Regions from separate parts of the Mus musculus genome. Here region 1 is linked to region 2. Evidence: chromatin contacts called from ENCODE POLR2A ChIA-PET data. All regions are on one chromosome and are shown on one strand. The core of a region is the stretch at or near the end of the contact, and the rest is flanking DNA. Distances in the headings are between cores, read along the strand shown. Region 1 holds the start of 2510002D24Rik (RIKEN cDNA 2510002D24 gene). Region 2 has its middle 8.4 kb from the start of Gm41429.

Evidence for each region. ChIA-PET counts read pairs that join two places held with the same protein, here RNA polymerase II (POLR2A).
Region 1: POLR2A ChIA-PET joins it to region 2 with 11 read pairs in embryonic stem cell. The contact joins the promoter of 2510002D24Rik here to the enhancer-like site in region 2. POLR2A ChIA-PET finds 5 or more read pairs at or near these places in 3 of 5 experiments (Patski and embryonic stem cell).

What each region holds. Positions count from the first base shown.
Region 1 is chr16:18,835,056-18,840,142 of GRCm38, forward strand. It overlaps 2510002D24Rik (RIKEN cDNA 2510002D24 gene), which reads left to right and starts at 1,525. Exons shown (of 3, transcript NM_001033164.2): 1 at 1,525-1,564; 2 at 1,651-1,818; 3 at 4,035-5,058. The coding sequence starts at 1,541. The coding sequence ends at 4,160. It overlaps Ufd1 (ubiquitin recognition factor in ER-associated degradation 1), which reads left to right. Exons shown (of 12, transcript NM_011672.4): 12 at 1-206.
Region 2 is chr16:18,685,819-18,690,819 of GRCm38, forward strand. No RefSeq gene overlaps it. Among named protein-coding and RNA genes, the nearest start is that of Gm41429, 8.4 kb to the right of the region's middle. Within about 2 kb of position 1,770, at least 2 of the 3 ENCODE cell types and tissues checked have a DNase peak (open chromatin) inside an H3K27ac peak, as active enhancers do.

The DNA.
Region 1 (5,087 bases), core at 275-2,774, 150 kb after region 2:
GAACCAGAACCTCGTGAATATTAAGCATGCCACACACTCTGCCACTGAGGCTCCCCCATACCCCATTTTCTTACTGTTTTATTGTCTTCAGATCTGCACTTTGTATGATGTAAGGTCTTTTGACATGCTGATCCAGCTATTTAAAATTTGTTCCCTGAGAATAATTCTTATTGAAGAATTAAATAAACTGATTAAAACTCGCCTCTAGTTTGATATGGTATGTTGTAGATTGGTGGTATGGGCCACTAGCCAGAAGTCATAGGAAGGCCCCCTTGCAGCAGCACCCTACTTCATCCTGTCGTTAGAGACTATTTCCGAGACTTGTGGAGGCTGTAGGGATGGATGTCACTCCCTGATGCTTGGAGTGGAGCTGGTCAGGCCTAGCAAGGTCCTCATGGAGGGTGCACTTTCCCTCTATGTTTGTAGTTCCAGAGTGTGTCCATTTGCTCTTAGAAATATCCATAAACTTAATTGGCTCCTAACTCTGGCACATACATCATTACTGGCCAAATGTGGCTCTGGAAGGCATAAATGCTGTGGTAACCTGCCCGACCTGTCCTATGGGGCTGTCTCAGTTTCCCTAGCAGTAAGACAGCTTTCATTTGTAGGATTCTGTTAGCTAACTTGGTCAGGCTGGAAAGAGCTCAGTTAAGCACTTGTTCGTGCAGAGGATCCAGGTTTGCTTCCCAGCACTCACATGGTGGCTCATAGCCTGTAATTATAACTGTAACTCCAGTTCCAGATGATCTAAGTATATGTGTTGCACATACATAGTTATACACACAAGTGCACTAATAAAAATGTGACTGCATGTGTAGATAAGAGTACAGTGCTCAGGAGTCCCTTCTGTCGCCTAGAAGGATCAAACTAGGAGGGATCAAACTCGGGTCCTTGGTTCTGTTCACAAGTTTCTCTACAGCTGAGTCATCTCACCTTATGATCTCCAGTTAGGTTTTTTTTTTTTTTTTTAAATTGTTTTTGTTGTTGGGTTTGTTTCCTTTTTGAGACAGGGTCTCACTAATATATATATATATATATATATATATATATATATATATTCCTTTCTGGTCTAGAACTGACTCACTGAGATGTCCCTGCTCTTGTTTCCTGAATGCTGGGATTAAAGGTGTGCAACCCTGAGCCTGTCACTTCTAGGAGAACTTCTTTCACCCTTAGTCATCCTGCACTGCCTTCCTCCTCTCCATACACCAAATCAAGCTCACCTACACTCTGTGTATGCTCAGGCTACATACCTGCAATTTCAGTCCGCCAGGTGGGTTACTCAAGAGTTCAAGAGTCTGTACTTCAAAAACTGAACCACATACGGATTTGAAAAATAAAAAACTGGGAGAACTGACCAGAACTCCTGTTTTTTCCGAATGCTAATTAATACCTTATGTGACTTTGAAGCCAAGCCATCGGCTAGACACCAGGTAGTGTGGCCTCTGACTATCAGCCACTCAGTGCAGACGTCCTGTTTAGTGCGCGTTTGCTTGGAGCTCATTGGTTCATGTCCCTGTCAGTCACACGGGGCCTGGACATGGCGGTCGCAGGGAGCTGGCAGGTGAGTGTGCTTGGCTCCTGGGCTCCTGGGCTGGGTGGGATCAGGCCCTGGGGGCTGCCCGCGCTCTCCGCTGTCTCTCCCCGCAGCCTCCCCGGCCGTGCGAGGTCTACCGCGCCGAGTGGGAGCTCTGCCGCAGCGTCGGGCACGTCCTACACCACTACTACGTCCACGGCAAGCGGCCGGATTGCAGGCAGTGGCTCCGCGACCTGACTAACTGCCGCGAGTGGGAGGAGAGCCGCAGCGCCGAGGCCCAGGTGCGGGCTGGGTGTGGATGTATGCGCAGATCCTTGGGGCAACTCTCTCGTGTTTCTCTCCTGAGTACCAAACTGCGTTATCAACGAGACTTTAGACAGCCTCAGTTACGGGGTGGGGCGGCGCGGGGAGGGGGGCGCAGAAGGAAGGGAAGTATAGAGAGGCTTGGAGAGAGTAACCTTATAGCGTTAGAGTCATCAGCTTGACAGCAAGCTTGCCTTCACCCAGCCCTTGGGGATAGGACGGAGGAAGAGAAAAGCCAACGTGTCTGGAGCACGAGGGTGGGCTATAGAGGGCATAAGAATGAGTCCAAGAGCACCTAAAAATGTTCCAGTACTTGTGAATTGAGTTATCTTTGGCAGGTCAGTCTGGACCTGAGAGTGTGAAGGGTACTGTAGAGGACAGAGACAAGTATGGAGGCTGTTGCTGGACCTTTTCGAGGGAGATGTGAAGAAACCTCTACTTACTCTAGATAGCCATGTAGACATGGCGAAAGTAAAAAACATGGCGGAAAGCAAAAGACTGGAAACTTAACTGTCTGTAACTATATGTCAGCTATCATAAATTAGTGTAAGAAACAAAGATGTTTCTGAATAGAGAAATGGCCAGGGTCATGGAGAAGCAATTCACCGGGAAACTCAGAACACAGAAGCAATTATTTCTTTATTTTATTTTTATTTTTTTTTATTTATTTTTTTTTGTTGTTGTGATTGAGACAGGGTTTTTCTGTATAGCCCTGGCTGTCCTGGAACTCACTGTAGACCAGGCTGGTTTTGAACTCAGAGTTCCGTCTGCCTCTGCCTCCTGAATTCTGGGATTAAAAGCGTGTGCCACAACCACTAGGCTTCTATATAGTTTTTAAAGTACTTTTATTCTTATTTTATGTGTGTTTTTCCTGCATATTTATCTGTACCATGTGAATCTACTGCCTGAGGGTCCTCTGGAACTGTAGTTTCAGATGGTTGTAAGCTGATGTTTGAGTGCTGGGAACCGAATCCCAGTCCTCTGGAAAGCAGCCTCTAACTGCTGAGGGATCTCTCTAGTCCTTACAAGCCTTTTTAAAAAGTCTTTGTGTGTGCGAGTGCGTGGCATGCGTGTGTATATATGTGCACACATTGCATGTAGAGAGACCCTCTGTTGACATTAGGCATCTTCCTCAGTCACTTCCCACCTTATATACTGAGGCAGGATCTCTCTGAACTTGGACGTCTCCATCTCCTGAGTGCTGGGACTACAGGCATTCACCCACATACTAGGCCCCTATTTGCTTCTTTGTTTTGTTTTGTTTTGTTTTGTTTCGAGACAGGGTTTCTCTATATAGCCCTGGCTGTCCTGGAACTCACTCTGTAGACCAGGCTGGCCTGGAACTCAGAAATCCTCCTGCCTCTGCCTCCCAAGTGCTGGGATTAAAGGCGTGTGCCACCACTGCCCGGCTCCTATTTGCTTATTAAGTAATAATGATCATGTGATCATGTTAGAGATGGGGTCTGGCTGTATAGCCCAGGCTGGTTTGGAACTTCAGATCCTTTTGGCTTTGTCTGCCAACTGTTGGGAATACTACCGCTCCCAGTTTAAGAATGTTTGTAAAGAGGCCTACATAGCACCTGACACTTTGCCAGGATCAGCCCTGTCATAATACACTGTCTAGTGTCTGTTGGCAGTGGCTGAAAGAAGCTGGCAGGATGGGGGGCACCTTTTACACATACCCTGTGCAGAGTCCAACAGTAATTTTAGACGCTCTCCCTCTCTTCCCCACCCAGTGTCCTCACTCCCAGGCTAGGCGGGTAACTAGCTCCACACTCTCCAGGTCTGCTGTTGCTGAGGCTTAGCGGGTTTTGCATGGCTGAAGGCAGAGACTGAACATAGTTGTGCATGCTTATAATTGCGGCACTCGGGAGGTGGAGACAACAATCTCAGAATTGAAGGTCATACATAGTGATCTTGAGACCAGCCTGGGCTACTTGAGACCCTGTCTAAAACATGTCCAAAGAACACAAAATAAAACTGCTGAAGTAAGATGACCGGTGTGTGCTAAAACAGAACAGTTGCCAAGGAGTGTGGTATAGAAGCAGCTGAGCCTGTGTGTACCATGTGCTCCCATGTGTTCCTCTCTTCAGAAGAGTGTTGAGGAAGAGGGTGATATAGGTGCCATGCAGCAGTACTAAGAGCCCTAGGATCCAGTGGTGAAACAGTAAGTGACCAAGTCTCATTTGTACAGCGATCCCTCTGTGAGAGCGAGCAGGTTCGGGTCCAGGCTGCTCAGAAGCACACCTTGGTATGGGCCTTGAGGCAAAGGCCCCCTACGGACTGGAACCTCCCTCTACCACAGGAGAAGGACAAGTGATAAGCAACTGCAACCCTACCCTTGACCTAGACTTTGACTGGCTCTTACTTGACCTGGAACACAGAGCAAAGCATTTCCAGCCCTAATTGCCTGCTGCCCACTGGATCTGGGCATTTCATCACTGTAATACTCTGAAAGACACCTGTGTGCACATGCTGGAAGCCAAGCACTGAGGCAGGTGTCTGTGAGCACTCAGGTGGGTCCATTCTGTCCATGCCATCTCCCCTGAGAACATCAACACCAGATGTGGCAGCCGAGAGTTGTGAAAATCTCAAGTACACAGTGGCAGCCCCAACCTGTGTGGATCCAGGGCACAGTAGTTAGAATAAGGTTGCTAGACTACCTTATTTTGATTATGAATGACCCTCCTTGGCCATGAGAGATGGACTGCAATGTCTTGTCTAGTGATTATCGTGGTATGCAAGTGCGGAGCTCATGCTTGCTCAGCTTCCCTGGAGACACGGAAGAGCATGCTCAGTGGGTAGGCAACTTGTCCTCTGCACCAGCACCTTTTACTGGTTTTGCAGACTTTGAAAGAAAGAGAGAGAGAGAGAGAGAGAGAGAGAGAGAGAGAGAGAGAACTGGGTGGTGGTGGCCCACGCCTTTAATCCCAGCACTCGGGAGACAGAGGCAGGCCAGCCTGGTCTACAGAGTGAGTTCCAGGACAGCCAGGAGCTACACAGAGAAACCCTGTCTCGAGAAAAAAAAAAAAAAAAAAAAACAACAACAAAAAAAAGAAAGACAGACAGACAGACAGCATTGCAGGAACCAAGGAGTCTGGAATCAAGACATCCAAGTCCCAAGGCACAGACAGAGCTCAGGTCCAAGGACTATGGGGTTTAGGTCTCCTGATTTCTCCTCATTGTTAATGTATTTTTTTAAAAAAGCTGCTTCACATGTTTGATTCCAAAAGCAACCTGAAAATTA
Region 2 (5,001 bases), core at 520-3,019:
TTCTCTTAGGTGTGGTGCTTACACAGAAACTCTCACGTACTCAAGGGTGCCCCGTAGTCCATCCTTCATAGTGGAGAACCCCATTGTTGTCAACTGGGCAGATGTACAGCTTCTACAGGGTAGAAGGAAGGACCCTGGCAGCATCTTGGACCCTCAGACTGTGCCCACCATGCTCAGAGGCTTCACTGCCTCTCATCACTGAGGCTGCAGCAGAGCTGCCTGTGTGTGGAGGCCTTGCTACCCATGCTCTTCTCAGCAAGCTGCAAACTGCCCTGCCTCCAAAGGAGCTTACAAAGCAGCAGGCTTCTGCATAGTGAGAAGGAGGCATCTGTGTGACCCCCAGGCCAGGGTCCTGTGCTTGAAAGGGCAGCAAGGTGACCTGTCAGAGCACAAGGACAATCAGGGACTGCTTGTTCATCCACACATCCACACTCCCCACCCCCACCCCCAGGCAAAGGAGGTGGTGACTTCTCTCTGCTGGGTGGCCTAGTGATGCCTTGAGCTTCCCAGCTCGGTCTCTCTGAAACTTGCATGTGCTTATTTTACTTATTCGGTGGGAGGGGGCTCACTAGTTTTGGGGACAGGTTCTCATGTTTCTCAGGCTGGCCTCAAATGGACTATGTAGCTGAGGCTGAACTTCTGATTATCCTGCCTCCTCTTCCTAAACACTAGTATAACAAGCACAAGCCTTCAGCCAAGCCTGTTTTTCCTCTCCCCATCTCTCCACCTCTCCCTCCCACCCGGCTCTTTCTCTGACTTGGTCTCCCTATGCGGCTCAAGCTGGCCTGTAATTCAGGATCCTCCAGATCTCACCTCCTGAACCCGCAGGCACATTCTCATTTCAAAGAAACACTGGTGGGGGGGGGGGGGATTCCCCTTTTCAGGTTGGAAAGAGGGGCGTGTTATGGAAAGGGAGGAGAGGGGTACTGAGATAGAGATGTAAAGTGAGTGAGAGAAAATGAAGAGAACCTAGAAATAAACTATATAGCTAAAAAAATTTTAATGTGAATAGGACAGAAAAGAAACATTTATTATAATTTTAGCATAAAATGCCTTTCTTATAAAAAAATTTAAAATTCAAAGACCTAAGGAATAAAAGGCTAGTCGCTAGTCCTCAGACCGATTATTGACTTGGTGAGTGCCTACCCTGTGGCCGCGGCACAGGCTGACAACTCTGTCCCCAGGGGCTGCCGTGACCTCAATACACAAATAAGTCATTGCTTCAGCCTGGGCGGAGCGTGGGACCCGGGAGGCGCCAGGAGAGGGGGAGGGCGGGACCAGGCTGCCACAAACACTCCAGTCTCCAGGGCGGTGCGGTTTGCAGAAGGGCAGGAGGGAGGGCCTGCCCTGCGCTGCGCTGAGCTGAGCTGAGAGGTCAGCAGACGGCTGGGCCCCAGTTCAGTCTGCAGCGCTGGTCAGCCTCTCCTGGAACATGAGAATCCTACTCTTCCCAGAGCTGGCCTGCACTCACCTCTGACAAATCAGAACCCTGCGTTCTGGGCTTGGAGAATGTCTCAATAAAACTGAGAAGAGTGGAAGAACGGGGAAGAACAGAGAGAGGGAAAGAAGGAGGGGTGGGAAGAAGGGTGAAAAACACACAGAGAGAGACCCAGAGAGAAGGAGACACACAGGGAGAAACGGTGTTTATATCTAAGCTCAGGCCCGCCTTCATTCCAGAGTGCTCACTCAGCCCAGATCTTCGGAGCCCAAGGCAGAAGGTGACTCAAATCATGGCAGGGCAATCTGAGTGATTTGGCCAGTTTCCACCGACAGGGGGCCTCAGATCCCAGCTATCAGGCAGATGGGCAGTAAATGTCATGGTTGGATCTCTGTAGGGCACGTGCTGGACAGAAGCTGCTTTTTCTGGTGTGGTTTTAGTTGACGTTGGTCTTAGTCGCCAAGAGAGGAGATATCTCACGGCTCTGACTCCCTAAGGGCAAGGCTCTGCTTCAGCAAAGGTGAGCATGTAGAGAAGGGAGGGAGGAAGCTGGAGAAAAACCTGCGGTGCTTCCACCCAACAGGGTCAATGGAAACACACCACACACAGACAGAGGACTCACTCAGAGAGACACACACAGACACACATAAACATACACGCAGACACACTCACAGACACATACACAGAGACAGACATGTACAGTACAGAGACACATGCAGACAGACATTCACAGAAACACATGAACACTCCTATAAACACTGACAGATACATGTACAAAGACAGACAGACACACACACACACACACACACACACACACACACACACACACACACACACGCGCGCGCGCGCGCGCACGCGCGCGCGCATGATGAGTACCTTGGAGAGATTGCTTACATAGCATCCATAGACCCTAAGTTCTGAAGCTGCCCATATCCCAGGCACAATCAACCAGGTAATTCAGAGACTGACCCAGTGTTCCCTGACTCTCAAAACCAACATTCCTGAAACTTCCCCTTACTGATCCCTTCTCCCTGTGGATTTTTTGTACAGCCTTGGGTACATAGGCATATGAAATAGATCGACAAAATAAAAAATTTTAAAAAGATTTATTTATTTATTATGTATATAAGTACACTGTAGCTGTCTTCAGACACTCCAGAAGAGGGAGTCAGATCCCATTACAGATGGCTGTGAGCCACCATGTGGTTGTGGGATTTGAACTCAGGACCTCTGGAAGAGCAATCAGTGCTCTTAACCGCTGAGCCATCTCTCCAGCCCCTACAAAATCAAATTTTTATGTGATAAACAACCATAACAAACCATAAAGAATTTTGTTTTAAAATGTCTTTGGTGTACCTGTAATTTACCATTTATTTACTTTTTAAAAATCCCCAAATTTGCATGCTAATGAAATAAATGTACTTATTTATTTTTGCTCTAAGAATTAAAAATTGGGAGTTGGAGAGGTGGCTCAGTGGTTAAGAGCACTGTCTGCTGTCAGAGGACTCTGGTTCAATTCTCAGCACCCACATCGCAGCTCACAAATGTATACAACTCCCGTTCCCTGGCACCCTTCATAGATATGCTTGCTTGCCATCCTCCTGTTTCAGACTTCCAATTTCTGTGATTATAAGTAAATGTCATGGCTGGATCTCTATGACGCACCTGCTGGATGGAAACTGCAAATCTGCCTATAAGTGTTATTTGAAAAAAATTAAACATTTTCCAGCATGTGGTTGGTTGGGTTCGGGTCAACCCCGATAAGAGTGTCAAGTGTGTGTCGAGTTGACACTAGAGATGATGGGAGAGATTGGGTGGGACTCGTGTGCTCTGTGCATGGTGGGAGACACTGCTGTGTGGGACTCCTGTGCTCTGTGCATGATGGGAGACACTGCTGTGTGGGACTCGTGTACTCAGTAACATGCTCTCTGCCTCACCTCTGCTTCCTTTACCTAAAGTACTTTCCAGCAGTGCACAGCCATGTTATTTTCTCTAAATATTATTAAGTTATGTGTATGGCTGGAGGGCAAAGTAGAGGGAACCTGTACCTGAAGACTGCAAGGAGCAGGGCACCCACCCCTTGCTGGAGTGCTGGGATGCTCTGGGATGGCCTGAGTGCATGTCCTAGTGGATTGCACACATTTTAGGTTATGCAAGTCAGACTTCAGGAACACCATCTTAAAAAGTAACTGAAGGGCTGGGAAATGGCTCACTGGATGAAGTGCTTGCTATGCAAGCACCAGGGCCTGTGTCTACCTGTACCTGTACCTGTACCTGTACCTGTACCTGTACCTGTACCTGTACCTGTACCTGTACCTGTACCTGTACCTGTACCTGTACCTGTACCTGTACCTAGCCCCAGAGCTGGGGAAGGAAATAGGATAGGTCCCTGGAACTTATTGACCAATCCACCCAGCTGATTGGTCAAGCTCCAGGTTCAGTGAGAGACCTTATCTCACCTTATCTCAGTAAGTAGAGAGCAAATGAGGTTGTCCTCTGCCTCCCACATATGTGTACACCGCCTGCTTCTCTCTCTCTCTCTCTCTCTCTCTCTCTCTCTGTCTCTCTCTCTCTCTCTGTCTGCTGTGCACACATCATAAACAAACAAACAAATAAATATTGACCCCCAGCTGAGGTTGCAGCTCCAAGCACCTCATCCAGGGGTGAGCATCCCAGGATGAAGAGGCCACTGGACACAGGAGATGCTATACTCTCTCTTGCCCTGCATATTGCTTGGTAGGTTTACTGAGTTTTGGCTAGCTGAATGCCCCACACTCTCCCTTCTAAGCCAAGTTCAAGGGACTCTCAGCCATGTGTGTTCCTCCTGTGCGGCATTTGTTCCTGTGAGCTTAGGTCTCTTCACTTCAAGCTGTCAAGAACAAAGGCTGTGCTGGAGCCCCACTCACCTGCCCTGCTGCAACTTCATCCCCCAGAGCATAAACAGGAAGGGTCTGGCAGGCCTGGGAGCCAGGGTTGTGTGTCCTGTGTTGAGGAGAAAGTGCCAAGGACCTTGAAGCTTTGGCACTTTCACTGGAACTAAGGGGGCTTTGTGAAGAAAAAAACCCAAACAGCATTATAGCTCTTCCAGAACACACAGGAGGCACTGTGGGCTGACACGGTCTGTAGATGCCAGGATCTGCTCTGTGAGGATGCTCCAGTGCCTTGGTACATATGCACTCATGGCCCTGTGGGTGTCTGCTTTCACTTGTGAATTGGCAGGTTTCATGACACCTGTTCTCTGACCAGAGAGCTTCCTGTTGGCCTTTGCCCTAACTCTAAGCTGTGTATGCTGGAAAGGCATCCAAGCAGATAGCTAAGGGATAAATTAGCCTCTTCTTGGGGTACATGGGACTGGATATTGTGCTTGGAACTGCAGCAGCCATGTTGTTATAAGGAGGGAAACCAAATGAGGGTAAGTGACTGAGCCAGGAACTTCTTCCTATTTGACCTTGCACTTCCTGTCCTGTGAGATGTATAAAGCACTTAGAAAGGTTATACAGGGATGTAGTTTCAGGTGGGAACAGGGGGGTGGCCTGGCTGGCTCTCTGGAGCCAAAGACCTTA